Regions from separate parts of the Homo sapiens genome. Here region 2 is linked to region 1. Evidence: chromatin loops called from intact Hi-C (ENCODE). Cell type or tissue: B cell. All regions are shown on one strand. Links, peaks and the distances in the headings refer to the core of each region. The heading gives the core; the rest is flanking DNA. Region 1 overlaps MTA3 (metastasis associated 1 family member 3). Region 2 holds the start of LINC01913 (long intergenic non-protein coding RNA 1913).

What was found. Hi-C counts contacts between places; a loop is a spot of excess contacts. Peaks named below come from ENCODE experiments on the same cell type or tissue, not always from the same donor. Only the 100,000 strongest peaks of a DNase experiment are listed, where the experiment ranks them.
Region 2: a loop joins it to region 1, with 27 times the contacts of the local background. A loop is called at or near these places in 11 of 110 quality-filtered maps.

Annotation. Positions count from the first base shown.
Region 1 is chr2:42,653,845-42,669,998 of GRCh38, reverse strand. It overlaps MTA3 (metastasis associated 1 family member 3), which reads right to left. Exons shown (of 17, transcript NM_001330442.2): 7 at 13,697-13,799; 8 at 10,137-10,236. Among named protein-coding and RNA genes, the nearest start is that of MTA3, 93 kb to the right of the region's middle. RefSeq lists enhancers at 6,370-6,419, 15,501-16,002. In B cell, for the core only: CTCF peaks have their summits at 6,470 and 6,672; DNase peaks (open chromatin) are centred at 6,028 and 6,678; H3K4me3 peaks cover 352 bases; H3K27ac peaks cover 871 bases.
Region 2 is chr2:41,863,828-41,879,981 of GRCh38, reverse strand. LINC01913 (long intergenic non-protein coding RNA 1913) reads right to left here and starts at 2,427. Exons shown (of 3, transcript NR_033996.1): 1 at 2,204-2,427. It also overlaps the pseudogene RNU4-63P. RefSeq lists a silencer at 10,065-10,164. In B cell, for the core only: CTCF peaks have their summits at 9,871 and 10,070 (motif pointing left); a DNase peak (open chromatin) is centred at 10,071.

The DNA.
Region 1 (16,154 bases), core at 2,617-10,616:
GCCACCATGCCCAGCTAGTTTTAAGAAATTATAACCACAAGCCTTCCACTAACTCATACTTGTAAATACAAATCTTTCCACCAATTATCCTAGACAAAGTTGCTAAAACAATTCTCTTTCTATTTCTCCCAAGTTCAAATCTACAGTGCCTTTCTGATGTTTCTATATTCATGTGAAATTTGTAGGAGAAAAAGTAAAAGGCTGTATTTACCCCAAAAAAGAAAAAATCTCATTAAAGCTTAAATTTAAAAGGAAAAGATGGATTAATAGACCATAAAACACACAAACAATTCTCCTAGGATAGTCTGCAGCGTCTCCACACTCATCTGTAATAGATCATCAACAAAAAGACGTGTGTGTAATGTAGAATATTATTGCTTTAATGATGTATTTAGCAGGAAGAAAAATTTCGTGTTTCCTATTTTTTACTGCAGTGCTAGTCCATTAGTACTAATTCTAATTTTATAGCCTTGGAAACATGAACAGTACCCGTGATAAGTTTTTCATGGGTTTTTAAGTTATACGAATCCCCATCAATTTTATGTCCATTTTGAAGTCTAGATTTCTGACATAAGTTGATATCTAAAATGCTAATCAAAAGATTAATATTTTCTGGCCAGGCGCAGTGGCTCACGCTTGTAATCCCAGCACTTTGGGAGGCTAAGGTGGGCAGATCACTTTGAGGTCAGGAGTTTGAGACCAGCCTGGCAAACATGGTGAAAAGCCCATCTCTGCTAAAAACACAAAAATTAGCCAGGGGGGCAGGGGTGCTTGTAATTCCAGATATTCAGGAGGCTGAGGCAGGAGAATCGCTTGAACCCAGAAGGTGGAGGTTGCAGTGAGCCAAGAACTAACCACTGCACTCCAGCCTGGGTGACAGAGCGAGACTACCTCCCAAAAAAAAAAAAAAAAAAATCTGTATTTTCTGTTGTGCCTTCTAAACTATCCTCAATTCCCAGTACCCACAAGGCCCTAAATGAAACAAGACTCACAAACAAACAGAATGAAGTACGTGATTGATGGCTAGCATTTTTATAAAGCGTTAGTATCTGAAGAATAATAATACTGTTAGGTCAACTTTCCCTCATCCAAAAAATAAATTGTCTTTTCTAAGTTATTCTTGATGGGAAATTTTTTTTTGAAAAAATTATAGCTTGTTTTAAGAGGAAGATTATATGAAAGATTATATTAACAGCCTTTGTTCACCACTTTTAACTCTTACAGTGACTTCTTGTAACAATTATATTAAATGGTATGGTTAATCATAGCCTAATGACCATATTTAAACTTGATAATCTACTAAAATAATAAACACGGCATGACAAAATACCTATCAGACAATCAATAAGGCTATAAAATCAGAAGTAAATGAGGCTCAACAAAGATTATGGGTGAAAAAGACAAATGCACCATTGTCGTCTTCTCAACAATAACAACTAATATTTATTGAGCTCTGACACTGTGCCAGATACTGCTCTGAACACTTTACAAGTAATTATCTCAATTCATCCTCAAGTTGATGTCATGTGGGAACTCAGCGGCAGCCTTTTTCCGAGGCTGGAAGGTCGCAGGGGTCTTGTTCAGGACCCTGAGGCATTGCCTGCTCTCTCCCAGTAAGGACAGGGCCTCTATGGGGCCTTAAGAGCCAGAAGGGCCCAATGTTTGCAAACATTACCTAAAATGAAGGTACATAAACTGCTGAATAAATCAGTCAGTTGTCTTCCAGCCAACCTGAGCAGCTAATGTTGCAAACAGCTCTAAGCCCTCCACAGAATCCAAGGCCCCCAGAAAAGGAGCCCCCAACTGCCTCTACTTTGAGGAGCCACTGCAGTTCCACTGAGTTCTGAATCCTTGGTTACACGTATCAGCAACTCATAGTGTGGCTGCACTCCCTCTTCCTGCCCATCCATAACCTTCCTGAAGCAGAGCAAGTAGGTTTTATTATTACTACCACTGCTGATGAGGAAACTCAGACAAAGGTAGGTTAAGTAACTTGCGCCGGGCTACACGGATCATACATGAGCTACAGATTGATGGGGGAAAAGAAAGAATCATAAAAATGTCTCCATTTGTACACCTTTGTTCATAGCAGGGTTATTCACAACAGTCAAAAGATAGAGGCAACTCAAGTGGCCACTGATAAAGTAACATAATGTGGTATATACACACAATGTATTATTACTTAGCATTAATAGCTGGGAGTGGTAGCACATGACTGTAGTTCTAGCTATTAATACTTGGTAGGCTCAAGTAGGAGGATCACTTGAGCCCAGGAGTTTGAGGCTGCAGTGAGCTATGATCACGCCACTGCATTCCAGGCTGAGGGACAGAGCAAGACTGACTCTCTCTCTCTCTCTCTCTCTCTCTCTCTCTCTCTTTCTCTCTCTATACACACACACACACACACACACACACACACACACACACAATTTTTAAATGATGGAAATTCTGACACATGGTACAACATTAATGAACCTTGAAAACATGCTAAGTGAAAATAAGCCAGTAACGAAAAACTTATGAGATACTGAGAGCCGTCAAATTCATAGAGACAAAAGTAGAAGGGTAGTGGCTAGAGGGCAGAGGGGATGGAGAGTTAGAGTTTAATGGGGATGAGGTTTCTGTTTGGGAAAATGAAAATGTTCCAGAGATGGATGGTGGTAATAGTTACCAACAATGTGAATGTATGTAATGCCAGAGTGAATCTACTTAATACATTTAAAAATGGTGAAAAGGAGTTTTGAAATTATAATAAAATATATATAACACAAAATTTAAGTGCATCACAGCTGGGCATGCTGGCATACACCTATAATCCTAGCTACTCCTCGGGAGGCTGATGCAAGAGGATTGCTTGATCCCAGAAGTTCAAATCTGGCCTGGGCAACACAGCATGACCCCATCTCTTAAAAAGGATGAGGGGTATGTGGCAGCATGCATGGTATGCTTAAAACTTCCTACAGTTCATAGTGTTCAGACTGTGTGTGTACAGCTCTGGGGATATAATAAAATTAGAATTCAAATACACATATACACATCACTCTTAGTGATGAGACGCTCTCTATAAAACATTAAAATGCTTAAACAAAGGAACAGAAAACAATATATTGCAATGACCTATTTCAATAAGAACCTATGTCCCAGAGAAAGAAGCTAATTTACTCATTCTCAAATATTTAGTGAACACCTATATATATATGCCAGGCACTATGCTTGGTGCTGGGAATTCAATGGTGAGGAAAAACAGATGCAGTAACTACACTAAGGGATATAACAAGCTGGTATGCAGGGAATGGGAAGGAGAGAAAGAGACACAAAATAATCACAAAAATGAGTTTTTAATTATAGACCTGGCTCTCTACATAAGCACATCACAAAGCAACCTGCCCTAAAGTGATGGATTAGCCAAGATGTGGTTTTAAACAGAGTTAACTATGTGGGGCTATGAGAGCATCAGGGAAAGGGACCTGAACATGCAAGTCCTGTGGCAAGACACAAAACCAAAGGAAGGGTACAGCCTGGCTGGAGTCCAGAGGACGGAGGACTGTTTGGGCAAAGGGGCTATAGACAGAGGCCAGGCAAAACTCAATAGTTTTGTTGACTACAGTACCAGTAATGATCTAAGTTTTAACCCTACATGCAATTAAAAGCCACTAAAAGGATATAAGGTAGGAGGTAGCAAAATAAAATAACAGTTACGCTTTGTTTTGTTTTGTTTTTTTCAGATGGAGTCTCGCTCTGTCACCCAGGCTGGAGTGCAGTGGCACGATCTCGGCTCACTGCAACCTCCGCCTCCCGGGTTCAAGTGATTCTCCTGCCTCAGCCTCCCGAGTAGCTGGGACTACAGGTGCGTGCCACCACACCCAGCTAATTTTTTGTATTTTTAGTAGAGACGGGGTTTCACCGTGTTAGCCAGGATGGTCTCAATCTCCTGATCTCGTGATCCACCCACCTCAGCCTCCCAAAGTGCTGGGATTACAGGCGTGAGCCACGGCACCTGGCCAACAGTTACACTTTTAAAAGATCAGATATAACATAGAAATCAGAGGTGTTCCAGGACACAATTTCCTCCCTCCTAAATCAACACAGCTTGGCCTTTCTCAGAACCAGACCTGGCATTAGGCAACCTAAATTTCTAGTCCTGATTATGTCACCAATTAAATGTCAGTCCTTATACAATGTATTGTTTTGTCCCTTCGGCTCATCACCTGTAAAACAGTCTTCTCTAGAAGGCGCATCAGGCTCCAAACTAACTCAAAAACTTCTTTCTCTTTTATTCTTACCCCTCCTCCCCAAATTATTTAGTCTTCAAAGTCCAGGCAAAAGTGTAAGCCAGTACCTTCACTTTGGCAGGTCTAAGGCTTCGATCCAGCTCCCTCACAATGCTCATGACATTCTGTTCTTCAAGCCAGGGGAGTGCAGACCTTGCTCTGGCCAACACCACCAAACAGGGAGTCAGAAGCTGTAACTTCCATCAACTAACTCACTGCCACTTACTAACTAATGCAGGATTTCCTTGGTTCTAAGGAATTTTGTTCCCATGGGGGTAATGGTAGAAAGGATCAATGTAAGTACTGTAAACCTACTTTTTCTTTCTTTCTTTTTTTTGAGAGGAAACTTGCTCTGTCACCCAGGCTGAAGTGCAGTGGCACAATCTCGGATCACTGCAACCTCCACCTCCCTGATTCAAGCGATTCTCCTGCCTCAGCCTCCCGAGTAGCTGGGACTACAGGCACGTGCCACCACATCCAGCTAACTTTTGTATTTTTAGTAGAGATGGGGTTTCACTATGTTGCCCAGGCTGGTCTCGAACTCCTTTGACCCACCTGCCTTGGCCTCCCAAAGTGCTAGGATTACAGGCGTGAGCCACACTGCCCAGCCCTATATTCTTCTTTGTATATTGTATAAAACAGATCTTATATTTTAACAAAACGAGTGAAACCTATAAAGCCCCCATGGCTTCAATGTTTTTTAACAATTATGAATCTTATATATTTTAGATTAGCAGTGTTTGAAATTCACAGCTCAACTATATTCATAACAGATTTCAAAATGAGGATGTGAGAACTACTGATGTGCAAACAGTTTAATTACCTGCTCCCAATACATTATTGGTGATTTGACAAGTAGCATAAATTGTCTCGGATAAATCGATGTCAGATTAGGAATGCTGACAGCCCATTGAAGTCCTCAGAATAAAAGTCACAAAGAAAATCACTTAGGAAGGGCTATCAGGTTTCAGCAGTTCCACAACCCTGCCCTCTCTGCAGGCCTCTCAAAGAGGTCTTCAGATCCAAGGTTTGATCACCTAATAGAAAAAGGTGCTAAAGCGATCAGAATAGGACCGTAATTAGTCGGCAGTGGTGGCGGACGCCTGTAATCTCAGCTACTGGCTGAGGCAGGAGACTGAAGCAGGAGAAACACTTGAACCCAGGAAGCAGAGGTTGCAGTGAGCCAAGATCACGCCACTGCACTCCAGCCTGGGCAACAGAGCAAACTGTCTCAAAAAAAAAAAAAAAAAAAAAAAAAAAAGGTAAGCGGGGTGAGGGGGTAGTAGGACCATAAATACTCAAAGAAAAGAATGTGACTCCCCAAATTCAACTGAATGATGAATCCATTTTCATTTAATGGTACAAAACAACCAATGAACCTTTCATATGTTCTTTTTGGGAAACAATCTGCAAAGCTCATTATCAACATACTAATAATTAATTTTTAACCATACTACTCAATTTTATAAATGCCTCAGGATCTAAGAGTCTAAGTAAAGCTGAACCTAAAGCAGTATGAGAAGGAAACCATGGTATTTAAATGTTGCAAGCAAAAAAACACATCTTCTTCAGTGCTGCCTCAAAGAAAGACAATAATGACGCTTAAATCCAAGTCATTCTAACAAAAATGAGGTGGAAGGGTAGATAGAAGAGGTAATCTGACAGAGGAGAGATAACTACTCAGGAGGAATCAAGTGCAGATCCAAACCCTATCTCTGAAACCAGCTATACAAACATGACAAAACACCACTTCCTGAGCCTCTGAGCCTACTTCTGCTTTAGAAAATAATTACGGTAATAAATAACTAGAAAGAATATATGTGATACAAAAGTAATCGGACCTCAAAATTACTAAGCTTCAGAATGGAAACAAAACAGGAGAGATAAAAAACACTGAAGGGTGTGAAGGTAACTTCCTAGAAGGAGCATAAGAGGCAAGTATTACAGAAACTACACAGAAAATGATTATTTATGAAACAGAGTCTTACTCTGTTGCCTACATTGGGATGATCATAGCTCACTGCAGCCTCGAACTTCTTGGCTCAAGGGATCCCTCCACCTCAGCCTCACGAATAGTTGGAACTACAAGCACTCACCACCATGCCTGGCTAATTTGTTTTGTTTTGTTTTGTAGAGACAGAGTCTTGTTATGTTGCCTAGGCCTGTCTCAGACTCCTGGCCTCAAGTGATCATCCTGCCTCAGCCTCCCAAAGTTTTGAGACTACAGGCATAAGCCAGTGTACTTGGCCATAAAATGATGTTTAAAGGAATTAAGGTATATAGGTAGAATCCTCTTTAAAATGCTTCTTTAAAATATCACCTTCACTGACAACAAATACCAAACCTCTAAAACTGCCCTCTCCCAAAAGAAATTCACCTGCTGTCCTGCACATTCACCAGCAGTGGGAAGCAGTGAGCTGCTGCAGCTGTGAACCAAGAGCCCACACAGGCCCTCTCTACCTCAGGCAAGTCAGCCCAGCTGCCACGAGAACTCTCCACCATCTCAGGAACAAGCTTTTCCACTTGCACTCAAGCAGGGACCACATCCCCAGTTATAATCTGAGAAGCAGTATCTCATAAGAATAGTGTTAAACTACAAGGGACTGGTTACATAAATAATAGTTTACCTATATAAGATCATGCAACATTAGGGTAAAACTAAGTTCTTGCAGTGATTTTTAAAAAGGTATTTTTATCCGGCCAGGCACAGTGGCTCACACCTGTAATCCCAGCAACTCTGGGAGGCCGAAGTGGGCAGATCACGAGGTCAGGAATTCGAGACCAGCCTGACCAACACGGTGAAACCCGTCTCTACTAAAAATACAAAAATTAGCTAGGTGTGGTGACGTGCGCCTGTAATCCCAGCTACTCGGGAGGCTGAGGCAGAAGAATCACTTGAACCCGGGAAGCGGAGATTGCAGTGAGCCGAGATCGCACCACTGCACTCCAGCCTGGGCGACAGGGCGAGACTCTGTCTCAAAAAAAAAAAAAAAAAGTATTTATATAATATAGTTAGGGAAAACATAGGGGCGGTGGAGGTCATTTAAAACAGTTAAAAAGAAAGTTCACATAAGACTTAGTTATCAAAATGTACTAAAATGTGGTGCTTGCACAGGGAAAAATAGATCTACAAAACAAAAGAGAATAGATTAAAAGTCTATAAACAGGCCTAAGTATATCTAGGAACCTAAAATATGATAAAGGGGCATTACAAATCATGAAGAAACAAATTCAATAAATGGTACTGGGACAATTAATTTAATATATGAGAAAAATTAGATCCCTACCTCACTCTATTCACAAAATTAAACTCTATATAGATTTACAGTCCTAAATATGAAGAAAACTTTAAAACCATTAGAAAAAACAAGACACAAGAAATATATAAATTTATATATATAAATATAACTCTAGTTATAGCCTAAAAACTCACACACATGCTCACAAAGGGATATGTGTGAAATTTTCAACATAGCATTATGAGTAACACAGCAAAAGAAAAACGTTTTGAAAGCACTCCAGATGTTCCCTGGTAACAGAATACATAAATAATGTTGTGTAGTATTATATACAAGAATATTGGAAATAATAGAAAGCAGTTAAAATGAATGAACTGTGTTTATATTTATTAACACGGCTAGATCTCAATAATGGGCAAATGGCAAGTGTTACACAATAAATTTAAGCATATGCAAAAGAATATTTATGTTGTTTTGGAATAATAAATAATACAACTATAAAAACACAGACTACATACATAGCAGATCTGTTACAGTGGCTGGCTCTTGAAAGGAGGCAGAGGTAAAGGGAAGTAGGACTCAGAAGGGAATATTAGAGACTTCAACATTAACTATAATGGTTGAAAAAAAAGTTTTTTAACCTGAAGAACTAAAATATTAACATTTGCTTTAGGTGCCCTTATATGGAGTTTTATTACATTATCCTCTATACTATTCTGTAATTTGCTATTATTATGTATAATGCATAAAAAAGGGCTTAAAGAAAACAAAACAGTAAGAACATTCTACTCTGGGTAATGAGAACAAAGCTTTTTTTGGCTGCTGCTGTACTATTTTTTAATTTTTCATAACAGATATACATTAATTTTTAAATTGAGCAAAAATCACTTTGACCAGGAAAAATATATACAGGTAGTTATTAGATTCCACATAGTTCTGGTTCACATAAATATCTTTTTCTTTTTTTTTTTTTTTTTTTTTTGAGACAGGGTCTCACTCTGTTACCCAGGCTAGAGGGCAAGTGGCATGAGCATGATCTCAGCTCACTGCAACCTCTCCTCCCAGGCTCAAGCAATCTCCCCATCTCAGCCTCCCAAGTATCTGGGAAGACAGGCGCATGCCACCACACCCAGCTAATTTTTGTATTTTTTTGTAGAGACAGGGGTTTCACTATGTTGCCCACCTTGGTATCAAACTCCTGAGCTCAAGCAATCCACTGGCCTCAGCCCCCCAAAGTGAAATATCTGATTTTTAAAGTTCTTGCAAACATGACATCTGTACTCTTGCTTCTCTGATAAAATATTCTCGAAGCTCTAAACAACTGAAATACAAACCCATTTTGGAGATCCTAAAATTTGGGGTAAAATATTAATGTCCCAATGGAGAAAACAAAACTTTCTTCTATGAACAATTCTAGTCTTTGAGAAAGGAAAAGGCAAGGAGTTCCACAGCTTTAGTCACAATCTATAATTGTACAGAAGTACACAAAATGCATAAGAAACAAGGCTGGGAGCAGTGGCTCACAACAGTAATCCCAGCACTTTGGGAAGTCAAGGCAAGAGGACTGCTTTAAAGCCAGGAGGAGTTCAAGACCAGCCTGGGCAATCACATAGTAAGACCCTGTCTTTATTTTTATTATCTGATGTGTATTCCTCTATGAGTTCTTACATTATCAAAATAAATATTTTATGAAAAGCATGTCAAATTGGCATTATGATAAGAAAGTTAAAAACCCATATTGTATTCCATTTCATTAGAAAACAATATTGAAACTTTTGTTACATGTAATGAATACTGGTCAAATAACCTCACCAAACTCAGTTTTCTCGTGTGTAAAATGAGCATCCTACCGTGCCTATCACAAGGGGTAACAGGAATCAAATACAGTAAGTAACTTCAATCAGCAAAAAACTCACAGGTCCACTTTTCTGGAGTGCAGAGAAAGCAGTAAGTGCCAGGTCCTATGCCTGACCACGGCAGCCATTAGTGGTAAAATTAAACTGAATATAGGAAGCTTCATTTGATCACCGAAAGAAAAAAGTAAATAGATTTAAAAGATATCAACTATAATGTAATAAAATTATATAGAAAATAGCCCCTCTGGCCGGGTGTGGTGGCTCATGCCTGTAATCCCAGCACTTCGGAAGGCCGAGGCGGGTGGATCACAAGGTCAGAAGTTTGAGACCAACCTGGCCAACATGGTGAAACCCCGTCTCTACCAAAAATACAAAAATTAGCTGGGTGTGGTGGCACGTGCCTGTAATCCCAACTACTCAGGAGGCTGAGGCACGAGAATCACTTGAACCCAGGAGGCGGAGGTTGCAGTGAGCTGAGATCATGCCACTGCACTCCAGCCTGGTGACAGAGCAAGACTCCATCTCCAAATATAAAAAGAAAGAAAAAAAAAAAAACAGCCCCTCTTTCTAATGAACAGACACAAAAAACTCTCAACTCACAGACGAGTGTTATCATAACCCAGTCAACCAAGTAACCAAGCCAAATCAACCTAGCAGTCAGGAAGGCTAAGAGCCCAAAAGCTCCCGGTCTACAGTATTGCCACAATGGCTTTAAAATTAAACAAGTAACAGAAGGATAAATACCCACAAAATTTCAAACCATGTCTTACCAAGGTGATGTCTCGGGAAGCTGCAGCAGCACTCATATGCAAACTAGGCTGCCTCACAGAACTGCTGCAATCCAGGGCTCTGGCGAATGTCCCAACAGCACTGAATAAACCACAAACACAATAAGGAAGAATTAAGTATCTGTTTTGGTTTGTTTTTTTAACGTTTTAAAAAACACATTTGGATAGTAAATAAAAAACTGTAAAAGAAGAGGCAAAAACAAGTTTCTGAATGAGAATCAAACATCAAATAAAAAGAATTTTCACTCTATAAGATATAATAATTGACAAGCCAATTTACTATAAACAGGTCGTTATCATGAAATCAAGAAAAAAAATAGCCTGTGCAGGGGGTAAAAAAGAAGGAAAGGGAAGCTCTGTTATAACATGTCATGGAGTAAAACATTTATTCAAATTGGCTCAAAAAATAAAAAGTCAGCTGCAGAGTTTGACTATTACAGCAAAGCAAGTTTTGACTACTTTTTAAGCCCAAATTGTAAAACTCAGTTACATTTTTCCCCCAATATATCATTAACTGTAGCAACCCCTTCCTGTGAGGATTCAACATGAAACAGATTTCTACTAAAATCTCATTTAAAAAGAAATTACCATAATGCTGATTTTAATGATTTGGAAGTCCTTCCAATATGTAAGAAACCCTAACCTTAACACATACAGCATAAAATGAAGACTCACTGCTTTTCCTGCCTGTATTTTAAACATGTTTGCTATGGAAGAGATTTTTTATTTTTATTATTTTTATTTTTTGAGACAGGGTCTCACTCTGTCACCCAGGCTGGAGCGCAATAGTATGATCATAGCTCACTGCAGCCTCAACTTCCTGGGCTCAAACAATCTTCCCACCTCAGCTTCCCAAGTAGCTGTAACTATAGGCATGCACCACCACGCCCAGCTATTTTTTTTTTTTTTTTTTGGCTAATTAAAAAAAATTTTCTGTAGACAAGGCCTCCCTATGTTGCCCAGGCTGGTCTGAAACTCCTGGGCTCAAGTGATCCTCCCGCCTCGGCCTCCCAAAGTTTTGGGATTATAGGCATGAGCCATTGTGGTTGACCCCTAAGGAAGAAATTTTATAAATATTTTAATTAAAATACAACAAACATGTTGAAAAGTACACAGTAAACAGATAGTTACTGTAAAGTGAACACATGCATGCCACCAACATACAGTTCAAGAAAGAACATGACCACAACCCAGAGGCTCCTCAAGCTCCTTTCCACAGGGAACCACCACCCTGGATTATAGCACCACAGATTAGTTTTGCTCAAATAGAATCACACAGCTGGATATTACGTCCAGCTTCTTTTGATTAAAATTACGTTTGTGGGTTCATCCATGTTGTTAGCTACAGCTGTATTCACTCATTTTCCCTGTTACGCGACATTCCGTTGTACGACGTCTCATCCCCACCTCCACTCTACTGCTGACAGACATTCCATGTGTTTCCAGTTTGGGGTTACTATGAATAGTGCCATAAATCCATTTGTATACGTATCTTTTGGTGCAAAGGTATATGCATTTCTGCTGCATAGATATTTAGGAGTGAAACTTAAGAGATACTTGTGTTAGATGACAGCAAACAGTATTCCAAAGGAGCTGTACCAATTTACACACTCACCAGCAGGATATGAGAGTATTGGTTCTAAATCTTGATCAATGCTTAGCACTGTCAGTCTTTAAAATTTTAACCATTCTGGTGGATTGGCAGTGGTATTTGACTGTGGTCTTAATTTGCATTTAGAAGATCTTTTTTTTTTTTTTTTTTTTTTTTTTTTTGAGACAGAGTCTTCCTCTGTCGCCCAGGCTGGAGTGCAATGGTGCGATCTCGGCTTACTGCAACCTCCGTCTCGCAAGTTCAAGCAATTTTCCCGCCTCAGTCTCCCAAGTAGCTGGGATTACAGGCACCCACCATCATGCCCAGCTAATTTTTTTTGTATTTTTGTAGAGACGGGGTTTCACCATGTTGGCCAGGCTAGTCTTGACCTCCTGACCTAAGGTGATCTGCCTGCCTTGGCCTCCCAAAGCACTGGGATTACAGGCGGCGTGAGCCACTGTGCCGGGCCCTTTTTTTTTTTTTTTTTTTTAAGAGATGAGGTCTTACTATATTGCCCAGGTTTGTCTTGAACTCCTGGACTCAAACAATCCTCCTGCCTTGGCCTCCCAAAGTGCTGGGGTTACATGCATAAGCCACCATTCCCAGCCTACAAGATTATTTTTTAAAACAAATATTGAAAACAAAAACATACTAGGAACCAACTCCTTGGTGTCCTTCATGCTGGCTTTGAGGGGAAACATACAGCCCTTGGCAATCAGAAAAATGAAAATACAGAATACAAATCTAATTTGAAAATGGCAATGTCTCCTAACCAATCCCCAATCTAGACAGCCTGTCTGGAGACTCTAGACCAATATTCTGTACTCAACAAGGGGCCACAAGATTGGCCCCTTTACAATGCTCATCAAGTGTCTCCATCCAGTCACTTAGTAGTTAGGTGATGGGCTCTGGACTCCAAATGCCTGGCCACCAATAAAAAGTGGGATCGTCCATGGTGACTGGCTCTATGAACAGTGATATCTAAGGATGAGCCAAGACTATTTTTTCCTCTGCATTGTGAAATAAGTTCAACACAAAATCAGACAATAACATAATGAAGACCCTTGCATCCACTGTCCAGATCTAACTCATAGTAATATTTTGCCATGTTTGGTTCATTCTTTTAAAAAATAAATATTATAAATTTGTTAGAGTTCCCTATATATACTCCTAGATCATATATACTATATATACCCATTTAATGTATTTAAAAATCCACTAATAAAATAGTTTTGTACACAGCAAACATTTTATAATTACTCTGTATACACATAAATGATCACATGGTATATACCCTCAACACTATTTGTGATGTTTATCTCTTTGCTACATATAGCTTTAATTCATTCAATTGCCATAAAATAATATTTCACTATATGAGTATACCTCAGTTCATTCATCAATTGCTTGCTGATGTACTTTTACTGTTATCATTTTTTAAATAAAAATAAAATTCTGTCCCATTCATTCTCTTAAGAAAAGGGGAGGAAGGAAGGAAGCCAGCCAGGTAGCCAGGTTGAAAGCTCTCAAGGCAAAGTGCTATGCTTAGCAACAGGCCTTACCCACACATGGATGCGGTGAGCGAATTCCAGGTGCACATTCTTATTGATACCTGAATAATCCATGTCTAGAGTAAAGCTATGTCAAGTAAAAAGGATGACTCTTTTTATTAAGGATGTGGGACTTCAGGTATTTTCTTCAGGTATAAAGAATTTCTTCTTTATACTTTTCTGTTTTCTTAATCAGTAAAAATTAATACAACTATTTTCATTTAAAACAGAAATTAATAAAATTAGGAAGCAGCATAACGTATTAAGCTTTCTTACCTAACTAAAAAAATAATACAATCAGTGGGAGAAAAGCAGAATACAAAGAAATAAAAATACATATACCTATAAATTCTTTTATATAAAGAAATTTATTGACTCAATAATGCCATACTCATACTCACCGTGCTACAACTAAAAACTGGTCAATCTGTCGATCCGTAAGTGGGCTATTTGGATCCCAAACTTTAACTTCCAATTTTGATTGTTCCCTCTCATCTGATTCTCCTGTCCAAAAATAAATAAAATGGAGTCTTGTTACTGACAAGGCATACTGTCTCATACCACTGATGACAACTGTCACCATAGCATTAGAAATGTTTATGTGTAAGGTAAGTGCCCACAGTTTTGGCATATTCTTTCAGACGTAGATGTACAACACCTCGTTAAAGTGAACACTGATGATAATGACACCAAACTAACCGAAAGGTATCTTCATTTAGTCCTTAATGTTTATTTCTGGAGTAGCTGTATGTGAGAGGCAGTAAGTGCCATGCTAAGAGACATAAAGATGAAAATGCAACAGGCTGGGTGCGGTGGCCTGCACCTGTAATCTCGGCACTTTGGGAGGCCGAGGCAGACAGATCACTTGAGGCCAGAAGTTTGAAACAAGCCTGGTCAATATGGAGAAATCCTGTCTCTACTAAAAATACAAAAATTAGCCGGGTGTGGTAGCAGGCGCCTGTAATCCCAGCTACTCGGGAGGTTGAGGCACGAGAATCGCTTGAACCCGGAAGGTAGAGGTTGCAGTGAGCTGAGATTGCGCCACTGTACTCCAACCTGGGCGACAGAGTAAGACTTTGTCTCAGAAAAAAAGAAAGAAAGCATCACTTCCACAAGATGTTTAAACTATGCATAAATACATATGATATAAACCAAATAAATAGAATAAGAGACACATATTAACAGTTATAGCATAAGAATCTGAAGAGTAGAGAAATCATTTCAAGCTAGGTAAGAAACAATATCATGAAGGAGATGGCACTTCTGCTAAGAACTAAAGGGTACGAATGCACCAGCAGGGGAAGATTTTTTAAAAAAGAAATGAGAACATGAACAAAGTCATGGGGCATTAAAATGTCATAGAAAAGTAGCTCATAATGTCTGGAGTACTTTATGGAATGAGAGAAGATAGCTAAGAGAAGTGGGTTATGAACACATTACTGAAGATCCTACATAGATGTTTTTCGAAGAGACTTTATTTGGAGGTAATGAGAAGCCCTTGATTTTTCTGGTAAGGGAGTGACAAGAGCAGAACTAAACTTCAACTTTCAAAGCTAGTCATGGTTTATAATTTCCTCTGCAGAGATACCTGATAAGGAGAGAGAGAGACATAGCAGCCTCCTTTAAGAGTTCCTTCACAAGTAATGAGGGGCTGAAACATGGTTATGAGATTGGTAATAGAACACAAAGAAAGGAGATTTGGGAATGTCAGTGACAGACTGGATGTAGAGTGTAGATTTCAAGTTTTGTGAGCTGTACTCACAGCGTTGGCATTAGTAGAAAGAAGGAGGCTGGGTGTGGTGGCTCACACCTATAATCCCAGCACTTTGGGAAGCTGGGGCAGGAGGATTACTTGAGACCAGAAGTTCAAGACCAACCTGGGCAACACAGTGAGACTCCAACTCTACAAAAAATAAATAAAATTAGCCATGTGTTGTGGCATATGCCTGTAGTTATAACTACTCAGGAAGCTGAGGTGGAAAGGCTGCTTCAGCCCAGGAGGTTGAAGCTGTAGTGAGCCATAATCATACCACGGCATTCCAGCCTGGGTGTCACAAAACAAAACAAAAAAGATACACAAACAGGAAGTAAGGGCCAAGAGAAGACTGACAATAATGCTGAATGCTTTGCTTTAGAATGTCTCACAAAGGGATAACTATTGAACAAGAGTCAATGTTAGGACAAATGATTGTAATGAAAAGTTGGGAGCCAATGGAATTTTGATTTATAGCTATAGATTCTTACTAGAATAAAAGCTCTTTAATGATAGGGACTGCTTTGGCTTTGTTTTGCTTTTGATCACTGCATCTGTAACATTAGGCTTGCAACGGCTGACATAATACTCTGAAGCCAACCATTCCCCAGTGACTGACAAACCCAGGCTATGGGCCGCCTAGTATAGGAGCAAGCAGGTATCAATGGAAAGGAGAGGACAGAAGCAGGCATTCCATCTGCAGCCTCTTAAGTCAGGCCACTGTTGTTAGGTTAAAGACCTGCCCATTCTGTCCCTGGTTCAAAGGCAGGTAACCAGAGAGCCAACTGCCAACCCCAATATAAAATGACATAAACAGAGTAGAGCAGAGCTAGTACTAGGCCAAAAAGATCTAAGGTTTGAAAGGACTTCATTCTTTGTTTTGTTTACAATTCTTAGCATGCCAAGACAAGACACTCAACATTAGGTTCATTTTTAAAGACCAGTTAAAAATCAAACAGTTGCAAGCCACATGAAACCTGAGAATGGAGAATGACACAATTAACCTGCCTGTGTCTTTTTAAAAATAATTTAAATAAGGATAGATAGTAGTGGTAAAACATTTGAAATCTACATTTTAAATAACACACAAGAAATGATGTTGCTAT
Region 2 (16,154 bases), core at 5,471-13,470, 790 kb after region 1:
CTGTGGGATTTTAATGACTTTCTGGTCATGGGGAATATCCAAGAGCAGGGAGGGAAGAGCTCCAATTGGGTCATGAGCCACAGTAACTCAGCTGTGGGGGCTCCATGACCATGGGCTTCCCAGGACCTGTGGCTGCAGGGTGGGCCCATGGTGGGGGTGGTCTGAAAGGAGCAGCTCTTGGAGGCCCTTGGGCCCATGATCCTTGTTGGCTGTGTCTCCACTCTCGGGGAGGGCTGTGGTGAGTACAGGCTGCAGCAGAAAGTGACAGGGATGATTAAAGGGATGGAAAATCAGGCCCATGAAGAGAGGTTAAAGGACTGCAGCTATTTAGCCTGGGGAAGAGAGGTAGTCATGTAACAGCTCCCTTCAAGTCCATGCAGGGTGACTGGTAGACGTGTGCTAGGCAGCTGCCCGGTGCAGCTGCCCGGCACAGCTGCATATAGGGGGAGAGAGCACCCCTGGAGCGAGCACCTCTGCAGCGAGGGAAAGGCACGCTCCCGAGGGAGGCAGAGGCATAATTACAAAGGCTCTTTTGTGGTTTCTGAAGGCCCCTCTCCCCTCCCCTTTGTTTTTTGCATCTGTCATTATGCTGTGCAAACCACAGCCAGGCCTCTTGACAGCACCAATATCTGCCTTCCTGAACACTCGGAAGGTAACGTGGCTATAAAATTGACAAGTTAGATAAATACTAGTACAAAGGGTAGACTGTGTGTAGCTTTGTGCAGCCTTCTGACTGGTCTCCCACCCCGACCTGGATAAATCCTCTGTCTGCATCCCTCTGGTCACCCCCAGCCTCGTCCATTCCATCTGGGCTCCTTCTGACGGACTCCCCAGGAGCTCACATTTGCTCGGCCTCTTTGTCTAATTTGTCACTTTGACAACTTGAAAGGTCTTTTATTTCTTCCCAGGTCAAATATGTTTCATTTCACTTAAAAAAATTTTTTTTAAAGCTTCCTTTTTTTTTTTTGGCCAGGCCACACTCTTGCTGTCTTGGCTGGGCTGCCACAGTTTTCCCGGAGGAGGCCCCAAAGCCCTTGGCCCACACTCCTCAGATCGCTGCTAGGGTAACTGAGGGCCTCCTCCCGTGGTGACTGTGTTGCCCGGATCCTCAGCAGAGGCCGTGTGGGCAACATGGTCATGGAAGGAAGGTAGCTTATGAACTCCGCATTCAGACACTTCAGAATTGGAGCTGGGCGGGGTGGGTTGGGGGATGGGAGGAGGAGGGATGGGGAAGGAACATTAGTCAGGATCCACCACCAAAGTGTTGGAATCTGGCTGTCCAAAAGCCCAGAGCTAAAATTTATTTGGTTTTGGTCCTGTTGTTAATGAACAGAGGGTGTCAGCGAACCTCACTCAGTGTTAGCCCAGTCTCCTGAGTAGGTGAGGAGAACCTGGAAGCCATAACCCCACCAAGAAGTTCTGTCAGGGAGCAGGGAATTTAGACCTCATCAGATGCCTGTGGAGTGACAGAGATCCCATTCACCACCGACAGCCTCCAGCTCATACCCTAGCAGCGATCGAGGAGGTGTGGGTAAGGGGTCTTTGGGGCCGCCTCCGGGAGAGACTGTGACTCGCTGGACCCATTATGTGCTGTGGCCAAAGCCCTTGACATGGATGGGGAAGGGGTACGGGAGAGGAGCAGGCACAGAGTCTGCTCATCCAGGGATTCCCAGACGAGCTGAGCCTCTCCCTAAACAGGAGTAAATGCCCCAAATCCCCTTCTTGCCAGGGATATGGGGATGCCCTAGGGGCAGGCCTAGCTTGTACTTCCCCCTGTGAGTCCACAGCGTGCAGCACGGGGCTGAGCACCCAGTGAGCAGATGGCTCTGAGGCTGGCAGTTCAAGCAGTGGGGCCTCAGAAACAGGCAGAACTGCCCGCCGTTCTCCAGCTGCGACTGCCCTCCTCTGCATCTGCTAAGTGGGCATGACTGGCACCCACCTCTAGAGCTGCTGTGAACATCGAGTAGCACCGTGCATGACCTGGGTTTGGCATGCTTGGCATGGAGTGAGACCCCATAATGTTAGCTACTGTTGTATTAATAATAATTTATTTTCAATATGACTTATTTAATGGAATGGATGAAGCAAAGGACGAGATTCAGCGGGAAGGGCTGGGCTTCGAGACCTGATCCTTTCTCATTTTAATGCTGCTCCCTCACTGTGGTCAGCCTGAGTGGGATCGGCTGCCCGGCCTTCATTTTACCTTTGTTGCCATCTCTCTTTGCGGTGGTTCTTTCTCTTCCTCCTCCTCCGCCTCATAAGCAAAGGGTAAGGCACAGTTCTGAATCTTTGGTTCTGTAAAGAGGCGTGCCCATCTCTGTGCTTGATTCCACTGGAAAAATAAGAACAATTCCTATTATTTTCGGTTCCGAGACCTTGAGTGTGTCAGGCTTCAGGTTCACTTCCTACATCTCTCCACGTTGCCCGGATCTGCAAGTAATTTAACCTTGTTTTTATAGAGCGCAAAGACGTTCCGCTTGTTTACACTGGAGACAAATTTTCCTCAATTGACGCAATCCTATTGATTAAATAATGACCTTCTTCCTCATTTAAAGGTAATTTCGGTTGGTATCATGACGTGGAGGAAGAAAATGAATGCCTTTTCTGTCTTGCTGTCTGAAGGGCAGGCAGTGAGGGCCGACTCCCAGAGCCCTGGGCAGGGCCCTCTCATTTTTCTCACCTGTTCTGGAACTTCATCAGGCGTCGGAGTGGGGCTAGTGCTGGGACCCCTTGAGGAGGTGGGCTAAATAGGACCAGTCTTGATTAGGGAAATTAAAAAGCCAGCATTTGCTATGTAATAAGATGTCAAGGCTGGGGCAGAGTAGATGCTACTTTGTTTTAAAACTTGATTTGCTTTCAAGACTTGTACGTAAATTACTTTTCAAGCTCATATCACACGATATAGTCCGGGCATGTCATTTGAGCCAAGGATTTAAAATCAAAGGGAAAGGCAATGTGCAAGTTCAGGAAGAACTTCAGGGAACAGCTCACACAGGAGAGACACAAAGATGGGAGCCTGGGGTGGTGAGAGAGTTGTTGGGTACTCTTGGGTAAGTCCTTTAACTTCTTCTGGGTCTAGATTCCTCATTGGTAAAACAGGGGTGACTGGATCAGATGACTTCTAAGGTACTTTCTTGGTTCTATGTTCTGTGATACGATGGAATCTGGAGACCCGGTTATTATTTGCTTCCATTCCAGATCCGTGTACTGTCTATTTCCATAAGGATAAGACCAGTGGATGACATTTGGAAGGATGGGACCTCTGTTGTTCCATTTTCTTTCTGTGAGGTCAGGTCAGTGCATTGTGTGTTAGCAATGCCATTTAAGAAATAGATATCCCTATATGTTCTGTAGGAGAATGCATATTTTGCAATGATCTGAAAAATTATCCTAATGCAAATACAGAGTGGCATAAATACCATGGCTGGACAGGAGCTAGACATGAATAAAAGAAAATCGGAGCTGACATTTTAAAGGTTTTTGCCCTATTATAGGCACATCTAGGCATTCCTTCATTTTCTCTTTACCAGAGGTTGGCAAACATTTTCTGTAAAGAGCCAGACAGTAAATATTTTAGGCTTTGTGGGCTATAACATCTTGGTTTTAGCAATTCAACTTTGCTGTAGTAGCAGAAAAGCAGTCACAGGTAAGATGTAAACAAATGTGTGTGGCTATATTCCAATTAAACTTTATGACCCTGACATTTGAATGTCATATCCTTTTCAGGTGTCACAAAATATTTTCTTGATTTTTTTCAACCATTTATAATGTAAAAACCATTCTTAGTTCATAGGCCTTCACAAAAACGGTCGGTGAGCCAGATTTGGCCCCATAACCACAGATCGCTGACCTCTTTTCTTTATTACAGTCCTTTAAGGGAGGAAGTATTTTACCGATGAGAAAAATCAAGGCTTAATGGGGTTAAATAACTTGCCTAGGTTTACCAGTTAGAAGCAAAAGAGCTGGAAGGTAATCTAAAAGGCCAGGTTCAGGCCGGGCATGGTGGCTCATGCCTGTAATCCCAGCACTTTGGGAGGCCAAGGCAGGAGGATTACTTGAGGCCAGGAGTTCGAGACCAGCCTGGGCAACATAATGAGACTCTGTTTTTATATATTTAAAAAAAAAAAAGCAGGCATGGTGGTGCATATCTGTAATCCCATCTACTTGGGAGACTGAGGTGGGAGGATAACTTGAGCCCAGGATTTTGGGGCTGCAGTAAGCCGTGATCATGTCCTTGACCCCCTCCAGCTTGGGTGACAGCAAGATCTTGTCTCAAAAGAAAAAAAAAAAAAAAAGAAAAGCCAGATTCAAGAGCTTAAACACCTACCCTTTAGGGATATCCAGCTAGAGTGATAGAATGTGAAAGACTTTGCTCCCTCTGACATTGATAAATAGTTACAAAATCTCCTTTTTAATCATTCTTACTTTTTCATGATGGTTCACATTCAAAACATTAGAGCAAGATTGGTGTCTCACAAGGCCGGGATACCTGGCTGGCTTAGAAATTACATGGGACAATAACTCAAAATGTGACTGAGCAGGAGGGAGGAGTGAGATGAAGAAACCAAAGAGTTCTGTGAGTACCAGGATCCAGGGAGAGGCCTGGCCACCCTTGTTTGGCCTGGGGGCTGGCTCAGCTTCTGCATCCTAAGGAGGAGATGCCACACCTCCACTGCCTCCCATTCTTGTTCTTGAAGATGATGCATCTTGGAAAGTTCTCTGATGCTTGCCTTTTTTTTTTTTTTTTTTTTTTGAGACAGAGTCTCGCTGCGTTGCCCAGGCTGGAGTGCAGTGGCAAGATCTCAGCTCACCGCACCCTCCACCTTCCAGGTTCAAGTGATTCTCCTGCCTCACCCTTCTGAGTAGCTGGGACTTCAGGCACCTACCACCATACCCAGCTAATTTTTGTATTTTTAGTAGAGACAGGGTTTCACCATGTTGGTCAGGCTGCTCTCGAACTCCTGACCTCAGGTGATTCGCCCGCCTCGGCCTCCCAAAGTGCTGGAATTACAGGTGTGAGCCACCATGCTTGGCCCTCTTAATGCTTTTTAATATTTCAAGAATGGACAGACTGTCTCCAGAGCTACACTGTCACCTTCCAGGGGTGGCCTATGTCTTCTGTCTTCTCCACACTTAGTACAGTCTGGGCACACAGAAATGCAATGATGCCAGGTGAGTGAGGCCTTTCAGTTCTAAAACAGGGTGCTTCAGGAAGTCGTGAGCTGCCTACTTCTGGAAGTGTGTGGTGATGCTGCTGTCAGCAGATGCTGGTGTAGAGGACCACTGCGGGTGGGAGGTGAGAGTGGAGGAAGGTTCGACGATCCTATCCATCCATGTAATAAACATCTGCTGAGCACCTAATGCATGTTGGATCCAAAGTCAGAAGCCCCCACATATATGATTTCTTTTGATTTCCACAACTAGCCTCTGACAGAGGCATGTGATCCCAGTGGCTAGATGGAGAAACTGAGGCTCAGAAGAGCTTGTCATTTTTTTTTTTTTTTTTGAAAAGATGCAAGCAGCGGGGGGCAGAGTCAGTGTAGTCTGCTTTCTGCCTTCCACCACAGGCCCCTCTATCGGGCTGTGTGGAGAAATGGGCTCCAGTTCTTGCTGTGACCCTCGCTAGATGTGTGGCTTCAACAAGTTATCTGACCTCTCTGAGTTTGTTTCTTCATCAGTTTAAGGGTTGACTTTTGGAGATTTGTCATGAAACAAAAAGAGATATTATATAAAAGTGTCTAAAACAGTGGCAGCCATGGCACAGGTTACAGTTGCTTTCTTCCTTCTGCTTCAAGATGATTTGGTTTTGTGAAGTTGACTGAGTCATCAATCTTACTCAGTTTGGGATCTTTAGGGCCTAGCAGAGAGCCGGGCATGGAGCAGACACTTAATAAATATTTGTTCAACGAATGGATACACAATGCTTATATCTACTGATGCCAACCATCTGGATACTCAAATGCTTCAACATGATGGGTTCTTGACTTTTCATCTAAATATTGGATGTCATCTTAAAATATAAGCAGCTAAAATGACGTGAAACATAAATATGAACACAGGTCTCACTGATGCAGATTCCTTGGGGGGAATGTGTAAATCAGTGAAAGTCTGCATAGGGCTGTATTTAAGGAAAGTGATTTGTTGTTTTCAAATAACTCCAGCTATGTCACCAGGTTTATTTATTTACCATCCATCCACCCATTGATGTAATCAGTCAACAGTGGCCCAGAGGGGCTCTTTGGGTGTCCTTTAATAAATAAGAAAGATTATCTGGAGCATGTTGGTTATTTGTAGATACATAGAAGCAGCTCAACTGCTTATGGGAGCTTGGAAACAGTTCGTGCTCAAGTGTTTTGGACATTCCCCCAATATTCTGCATACATTGTTTCTGTGCCTTGTCTCTGAAGAATCTTTATGCTAATTTACGGTCATATTCTTCTCTGCTAACGGGGGTGGGAATGCAGAGAGCTTCTGTCTGTTGCCTCTGAATGTGTGCAGTGCATGTGAAGAGAAAGAGTCAACACAGGCTAGATTCCCTAGGGAGAATCTCATTCTTGATATTGAGAACAACTTACTTGACTTATAGGAGTGAAAATCCTATGAACTGGATGAGGCTGTGCTATTATTCTTGGGATGAAAGATGGATGGAAAGACTCCTTTTATAGAAATTATTTTTGATGACTCAGGAACACTGTGATACCTTCAGGTCTACTGAAATGTACATGGCTATTTATCTCTATACTAAAATGACTCCAGCTTTCTATGCTTTTGGGATTCCTATTTGTGCTTTTGTTGCTATCTTGTGTCTTTCAGCTAACCTCACTTTTTTGATTCCCAGTATGCCTCTCACTAGCAGTTCAGTATCTTTCTTCTAATTTGTTGCCTGCTTCCAATATTCCAGGGACTAAACAAAAGAAGTAATAATAACAACAACAAAAATTCGGAAGGGTAAGTCTGTTAGAGCTGTTTGTGAAGCAAGAATGAAAAGAATCCAAATGAGTCTGAAAGGCCTTTCTGTGACTGCTTGGCATGAACTTTGGAACCCGGACATTGTGAGGTCTACAGTGGCTGTCTGGGGGTCTTTTCCACTTCCCTGTCCTTGACTGTCAGCTGGAGAGGTGATTTCAGGATTGGTGAGACACTACCGCACATATGTCTTACCATGGCAACCTCAAGGCATTCCTCTGAGGCCAGGATGTGGTTTCATTTCTCAGGGGAGTAGACTGAGGGGGAAACAGAAAAGTGTGAGGATGGCTTTCCATGAGGCATGGCCCTCAGGATCATGCTAAATGAAATGACATGTTGGTGTGTTTATCTGCAAACAGCCACATTGACTACTCACTTATTACAATTTTGAAGCTTATTAAAACAAAAAATACAGAGTCTTGCTGTGTTGCCCAGGCTGGAGTGCAGGGGCATGATCTCAGCTCACTACAACCTCCGCCTCCTGGGTTCAAGCAATTCTCAGAACTCCGGGTGTGGTGGCGCATGCTGGGATTACAGGCATGTGCCACCATACCCAGCTAGTTTTTGTATTTCTAATAGAGACAGAGTTTCACCACATTGGCCAGGCTGGTCTTGAACTCCTGAGCTGAAGAGATCTGCCTGCCTCGGCCTTCCAAAGTGCTGGGATTAAAGGCATGAGCCACTGTGCCTGGCCTGAAGCTGATTTTTTAATAGTTTGATCAGAGCTGCTTATTTCTTGACCTCTTTCGGAGACCTTCTGGAAAATTCTGGTGTCAGAGAAGGAGCACTCAGGAATCAGGAGTCAAGAGTTGCAAACTAGGCTGGGTGCGGTGGCTCAAGTGTATATTCCCAGTAGTTTGGGAGGCCAAGGCGAGAAGATCCCTTGGGGACCAGGCCAGGAGTTCAATACCAGCCCGGGCAACATAGTGAGACTATGTCTCTTAAAAAAAAAAAAAATTAGCTAGACATGTACCTGTAGTCCCAGCTACTTGGGAGGCTGAGGTGGGAGGATCACTTGAGCACAGGAGTTAGAGGTTACAGTGAGCTATCATTGCATTACTGCACTCTGGCCTGAATGACAGAGTGAGACCCTTTCCCAAAAAATAAGAAGCAAAGAGTTGCAGACTAGATCTTGTTCTGTGAGGTTGCTTAACCGCTCTGAATTTCAGTTATAAAATGTGAGGGCATTGGTTAAACCTGCCCTTTGCTAGGATCCGTCTAATAACACCCTATATATCTTTGATTTCTCTGTGAGCTCTGCAGAGCTGACCATCTCCAAGACTGGGGGAAAGTGGTTGTATAAGGGCAGCTTCTTATAGGGAATGGCTGGGGAGCAGGGCTGTCCCCAGAGAGGTGATGGGCATTTATATAGTTTTTTCGGCATCACAGACACAGGATTAGCTTACACTAGCAACCACCTACACCCTCCCTTGGCATGAGCCTGGAGTCTGGGAGGACTCCACCTGGATGGGTGGCAGGTGGCATCAGCTCTTCACATCCATCCTTGGTTTCCCTTGGATCCCTCTCCATCACTGTCTTTATTCACCTCAGCCTCCCCCAGCTGGAGCCACAGGCAGCCCTGTCCCATTCCGGAGCCAGTTCTGACCAAGGCAGGAAATGGATGTGGAGCCTCCGCCTGCCACTGGAGGGAGGAGGGGGCTGGAATTAGGTCTCATGTTTTCAATCAGCAACAATCGCGCCTCGGTTAAACCTCAGAGGCGACGGTGGTAGCACCACTCAAAGCTTACATTAAGTTGTTTCCTCAGATGTGGGATCCAGAGGCTTAGGCACGACTCACAGGCTCCTGGGTGCCTTTCTCCTGCGCTCAAGTCTCCTTTCCTCAAATCCAAATGAGGACTGGGTGTGTCAGAGGCAGTCTGGCTGCCTGGGCAGCTCCTGAGTTCCAGAATTTCCTAATCTTCCTTACCCCCAATGGCATCTGCAGCAATTCCCAAGTCCATAATCTGACCATAGTATTGTCTGGCCTTCCAGACCCTTCCTTGAGGCTCATTTGGAGGCTGGGTGCCCCTGGGACAGTGCAGCCTTCCTTCTGACTGTTGGGGATAAACAGCTCAGGGTCCTACCCCAGGTCTGGACTCTGCTGGCATCTCTTCTAATGTCGGGGGTCATCTGTCAGTTAAGAACTACCCTGAGGAGTGGCCTCCAAAGATGGAACCATTAGCTCAGAGGCGCAACATACTTGGTTCCATAAGCCTGCCTCTTTTATGGCCCTAGGAAAGCAAGAGCAGATCAATACATGCTTTTTGAAAGAATCTCAGAGTTTGTGGCAGAACCATTCTGAGATGTGATTAGGACTTGGGACACACAGGTCTTCCTAAACTCTTCTTGAAGGACATTGATTGACCTGAACTGTAACTAATACTGGCTAAGCCAGAATCTTGGAAAAGGTAATATGAGGAAGGTTGTAGTGATAGGAGCTTTTGGTGTCTGAGGAGCAGAACTGAAAATGGAGAAGCCAAGGAGGGTAGAGAATTGGTCAGGGTGTCTGCCTAGAGGCAAGTAGACGCTGATTCTAGACAACAGGTGCTGGGCCTCAGACAGTGGGGGAACAGTGTGTGCTGGGATTGGCCCTCGGAGCATGCAGCGCCCAGGCTCAGGTTTGGTGCTCCTAAGCACGGCCCTGAACCACTGCTGGCCGGGGGGCATTCCTCTACCTCCAGGCTTCGCTGTGGCTCTGCTCTGAATTTGCTATTTGACAAGGATAGCCAGGAAGAGCAGTTCCCTCCCTTCCTCTGCCTGCGCCAACCCCATCAGCAGCCTGTGGTCAGAGGTGCCCTCCTACCCCCATTTCCATGGGTGCCCATGGGAGCAGCATTGGAGGGCAAATCCAGGAGGCCTCTCCCCACCTGCTGCCTCCATCACCCCCAGGGCTGCCTGGCCAGGCTATCTTGCTCACTTTCAGGAAAAGGATCACAGGGAAAGGAACCTCCAGAACCCTAGAAGAGAGACCTCAATGCCATAAGGAAGAGTCTGGGGCAGAGGGGACGGTGGAGGGTAGGGGAGGGAGTGAAGCCCACTTGAGCTTTTGAAAATCTTCCTCCCTTTGAGTCTTCCCCAGCCCTAAGGCTGTTGGTGGGGCATCAGCGACCCCTGCTGGCCACCACATCTGGGATTTCCTCTGCCCTCCAGACCTCCATAGCTTTCCCCTCTGCTTTCAAGCCTCCCCTTCTTCCCAGGTTGAGGATTCTCTTCTCCCCAGAGACCCCACTCCCCCTTCCCTACTAGCCTTGCCTGTCTGTCCCCAGTTTTCTTTTATCCTTTTCTTTTACATATTCCATTCCCTTTTTCTTCTGGCAGAACTCAGCTTCTGTCTTTTGGAGCCTCCCTGCAGAAAACCACCTGTAGGGAAGAGATGGATAAAGCAGTGATAAGGCACCTGGTAAAGCATAACACACAGGAATGTCCAGGGGCTCATCTGGGCTGGAACAATAGATCCCTTTAAATGTGCTATCTGTCCCTCATATTTCTTCCATTTCACTCCAAGCCGAAACAACTACAGTTTATTATTTTATTATTATTTTGAGATGGAGTCTCACTCTGTCATCCAGGCTGGAGTGCAGTGGTGTGATCTCGGATCACTGCAACCCCCACCTTCCGAGTTCAAGCAGTTCTCCCTGCCCCAGCCTCCTGAGTAGCTGGGATTACAGGTGCCCACCACTATACCCGGCTAATTTTTGTATTTTTAGTAGAGATGGGGTTTCGCCATGTTGGCCTGGCTGGTCTTGAACTCCTGACCTTAGGTGGTCCGCCTGCCTTGGCCTCCCAAAGTGCTGGGATTCCAGGCATGAGCCATCCTGCCTGGCTGAACTATGGTTTACTGAATGCCTATTCTGTGCCTGTCTGTGTGTAGGGGACATACTTTGTGCCTCACTTTGCTCCTGTCCAGAGGCACCAGTCTCATGTTGAGGCAGGAGAGGAATGGTTGTGGGAGGATGTGGGTGCAGTTGGATGTCCAGCTTGCCCTGCCCCAACCTCTCTATAACTCATGCTGGTCACAGTGATCAGGCTTTCTTTAGTCTCAGGGCACAAGATTCTCAAGCTTGGCCACCTCATTCCATAAAATAGATAAGAAGTAGCTGCCCAAGTGGAGTTCCCTCTCTTAGGCCTTTGTCAGTCTTGCTCTAGCCTTGGCCTCTGCAGTGTCCTGGGTTCTCATGGCTTGCCATCCAGATGCAGGGCATGCATGATGAGGGGTGTAGGTAGGGGATACACCCATCTCAGGAGGCCAGGACCAGAGTCCCCCGCCCACCTCAAAAGGGCCCCATGTAGGGGCTAAAGGCCGTGGTTAAGTCAGAGGATTTTTATTTTTCTTAAAAGGGAAAAAGCTAAGATACCCTAATAAAAATGAGGCTTATTCTAGAGCAGAAAGCTCTCAGCCTGAGCTCCAGTCCAACACAGATAGGCACTCACTTCCTGGCCCAGGCCTTAATTTCCCTATTATATGGGAGCTAGGATACCCCCCAAAGGTCCTTCTTTTTTTTTGCTCTGAAGTTCTGTGGTTCTATTTTTCTTGCTTTTGCATGGCCAGGCAGACTAGGATGCAGCTTTGATCTACCTTGCGCCAGCTACCTCCCACCCACTCACGTGGATTCTAGGCTTTCATTTTTGCTGGAGTAATATTTTTCTGATGTTTATTTTTAAAAGTTCTGCATCTGTGGTGACCATCTCCCATTTGGAAAATTAACTACTTACAGATGTTGTGTGTGGCACAGCATTCTCCCAGGCAATGAAACCGCTGGGGTTTGGCTATCATTTCAAAAGTAAGAGGAGGGAAGGAAAGATGTATGTCTCTGATGTAGGTGTCAAAACTTCTTGACCTTCTGTAAAATGCCCAAATGTGATTTACTTTTATAAATTGAAGAGTGGAGAATTTCTTAAGCCTTGAGAGCCCAAGTGTTAAAAAACTCAAATGGAAATGGTCATATGTGGGATGTTTATGGTCATTTGTGGAATGTTTGCAGAGGGAAGGCACTAGCTGCGCGGCTGGGGCTGAGTGAACTCCTATGCTGTGCATAGAATACAGAGCTTAGCCCTCATCACCCCCATCCCCATGGTCAGCTGTGGCCAGTCAAGGCAGTGATTTATGTTGCTTTCCAGGATCTAGGTAAAGTGCATCCCAGCCTTGAGCAGAACCAGCAGATCCTTCTGACTCCAGGGTGCTGTGAAGACTCACTGGCTCTCTACCCTGTGTCATCCACCCGACCTTGACTTTCATTTTTGATTTCTGCCCTCCCTAGGAACTTGCACACGTCCTCCTCAAGACCTCCATCTCCAGGCATCACCCTTGCTCCTCTCCTCCCACACAACAGAAAATAGTTCCAGGATTAAAAAGACATTTTGTAAGATCCCAGTGAACTCTCACACAAAGCTCATTTTTTGTTTTCTTATTCATTGGCCACCCCCAGCTTCCGCCTCCTCAACAGTTGTCAAATACAGGCTCAACTCGAGAGAAGGAGCCATAGCCAGCTCTTTGTGTGGATGTTGATGCTGTGTATGTGTGCGGTGTGTGTGTATCTGCAGAGTGGGGTTTGTCTATGTGGAGTGTACACGTGTGCTGGTATTTGTGGCTGGGAGGAACCAACAGGACAAGAGCTCCTTTCCCCAGATGGGGCTTGCCCTGGCTGAGACATCTTTCTTGCCTGGATCTGGGACAGCTTCCTTTTTGCTACTGTTCCATTTCTGTCTCTGTTGATTTCTCCTGTCTTTGTTTCTTTCTACCAGAAGGTTCCTGCAGCCTTTGTCCTGTGAGAATGACTAAGGATAAATAAAAATTTGAGTAGCAGAGGAACTCAGAGACTGTCTCTCAAGTCTAATGAATCTGACTGCTTTAAATGTGAGAAGACTGAGGCTCGTTCTGTGCAGTGCGTTTGAACAGAAAGTTCATGCTTGTTCCACATCAGCAGGTTTAAACATTGTGTTAATGTTTTGTATCTCTGGTAAGATTTTTTGAAAGAGACACTCAAAAAGTGGGGGGAGCATAAGTACTATTCATTATAGGCAGATGGATGAGGATTTAGAATGTGGAGATTTGGAAGACAAAACTCAAGCTAGACACAATTTGTTTTCAAGGGAGAAAAATTAGGCAAAAAGTTAATGTCACTTATTCAAGATTTAGTAGAATAAATATGGGAGAAATAAATTGAGTGTGTGGTAAATTTATGAATAGTGACAGTGTTTCCTCTTGGAATGTGATAACTACTAAAAAAAAACTGCATGCAATAATAGCAATTCAGTAGGTGATATGATTTGGCTGTGTCCGCACCCAAATCTCAACTTGAATTGTATCTCCCAGAATTTCCACGTGTGGTGGGAGGGAGCCAGGGGAAGGTAATTGAATCATGGCAGCTGGTCTTTCCCCTGCTATTCTCCTTATAGTGAATAAGTCTCACCAGATCTGATGGGTTTATCAAGGGTTTCTGCTTTTGCATTTTCCTCATTTTCTCTTGCGACTGCCATGTAAGAAGTGCCTTTTGCCTCTTGCCATGATTCTGAGGCCTCCCCAGCCATGTGGAACTATAAGTCCAATTAAACCTCTTTTTGTTCCCAGTTTTGCGTATGTCTTTATCCGCAGCATGAAAACGAAATAATACAGTAGGAAACATTGATAAGTTGTACACTTTAATCTTCTTCTACGTATATAACAAAGAGAAACAATTCTTTTTCAAAGAAATAACATGGAAATTTGTCAACCATGTCGATCATTTAAAAGAGGCATGTCTAGACTAAGTGGGAGGAAGAAGGGAAGAAGGAGATAGATGAAGGACAAAGTCCACTGATGGAAAATAATAGCATGTGGATTAGGGTTCCCTTTCAGTAACTGGACGAATATGGGGAAAACTTTGTCTGCATGTTAGCAAATCAGAGAATACATCTTTATCTAGTATTCTTTCATCTCAAAATAAATATCAAACAAAAGATGAATTTTTAGGCTCTAAATCTGGGACAAAGAGAAGGAAATGGATAATTGTTTGCTAAGTGATCACACAGAGAACCTTTTCTTATTGTGCAAGACTTATTGTGAAGACTTTGAAGGGCTCCTCTCAATTTGGCTATCATTTCAAAAGTAAGAGGAGGGAAGGAAAGATGTATGTCTTTGATGTAGGTGGCAAAACTTCTTGACCTTCTGTAAAATGCCCAAATGTGATTTACTTTTAGAAATTGAAGAGTGGAGAATTTCTTAAGGCTTGAGAGGCCAAATGTTAAAAAGCTCACATGGAAATGGTCATTTGTGGGATGTTTATGGTCATTTGTGGAATGTTTGCAGAGGGAAGGCACTAGCTGTGTGGCTGGGGCTGAGTGAACTCCTACGCTGCGCGTAGAATACAGAGCTTAGCCCTCATCACCCCCATACAAGGTTGAAACCACTGTAATCTTGATTGGGGAAACTGGTTAGACATAGCCTAAATTTTAATGTGCCCCATGTCTCTCAGAGATAATAGGACCCACAGTTTACGCAAATGTGTAGCTTCTCTTTCTTTTGGTCACCATCTGTTTTCTAGTTTATTTGTGCTTGGTCGACATGATGCCAAACAACTGGTTTGACTGGTTTTTGTTGCACTAAATGGATGAGACTGACCTATTTGACGTCCTGTGGAGACAAATCCCAGCACTGGGGCCCAGGGCTTGCTGAGAGAACAAGGCTCCCTTTTCTTGAAGGCAAGTTTGAGTGTTACTGTACACTTGAGGTATTTTGATATTGTAGACCTGTAAGCATATGTTCTCAGTGGCTTCAGAGTAGGTCTGGAAAAAACAACAACCAGCCAAAGCAAACCTAGACCGGAGGCGCTAGAAACTGGGATTTAGTGACAGGACTCAGGAGGCACACAGCTCTGAAGAAAAAGACATGTAGGTGCTGTAGGCTGTTAGACGATACTGGTGTGGTCAATGCCAGCCCCTGGGTTGTGGGCAGCTGCTGCCCAGGGCAGCGGCCATGAGAAAAACCAGGTACCAGGCAAGGTGAGTGGCTGGCAGTCTCAATCAGCTGGAGTGCCAGTCTATAGGGGGCATCCAGACATTGGTGGACCACATCAGGAATATACTGCCAGTTGACTTATACATGCAAATATGACTTTTTTTTTTTTTTTTTGCATGACACGTTTATAGGCCACTCTGGTAACTCTGAGTCCAGCTGCTGCTATTTGCTTGATGCTGGCTTTTGCAGTTGCTGCAATTCTGTGACAAGTTGGCCCAATATATATGCTAGTTACAAATGATATACTTTATTATGCAAAATTAAGACCTTTTATTATGCTCCCCACTTTCCCCAGTAAATTGGTTTGGAAAATTACCTATGATAAATATCATGTTCTAAGCCTAAAGAAAGAAGTATAACATTTTATTGTAAAATAAGATTGTTTCTAAATATGTAACCAAATGTCAAACAAATAATGAAAGGAGGCTGGACATGGTGGCTTACACCTGTAATCCCAGCCCTTTGGGAGGCCCAGAAATGGGAGGATTTCTTGAGTCCAGGAATTCAAGATCAGCCTGGGAAACATAATGAGAGCTTGTATCTACAAAAAATAAAATTAGCCGGGCATGGTGGGGTGCGCCTGTAGTTCCAGCTACTTAGGAGGCTGAAGTGGGAGGATTGCTTGAGTCTGGGAAGTCAAGGCTGCAGTGAGCTGAGAATGGTGCCACTGCACTCCAGCCTGGGTGACAGAATGAGACCTGTCTCACAAAAGAAAAAAAAGAGTAGCTATGGAGTGTTAGTAGATCCCAGGTAGTAGTTTTTTTTTTTTTTTTTTTTTTGAGACGGATTCTTGCTTACTCTGTCACCTGGGCTGGAGTGCAACGCCATGATCTCCGTTCACTGCAACCTCCGCCTCCCAGGTTCAAGGGATTCTCTGGCCTCAGCCTACTGAGTAGCTGGGATTATAGGCACACACCACCATGCCCAGCTAATTTTTCCATTTTTAGTGGAGATGGGGTTTCACCATGTTGGCCAGGATGGTCTCCATCTCTTGACCTCGTTATTTGCCCGCCTCGGCCTCCCAAAGTGCTGGGATTACAGGTGTGAGCTACCACGCCTGGCAGAGCCCAGGTAGTTTATGTATGTCATTGCTTATATGACTCACAACAACGCTGTGTGGTATTCCCACTTTACAGAGGAGAAAGTTAAGGTTGAGAAAGGATACGGAACCTGACTTCAGGTCACACAGCTTGGG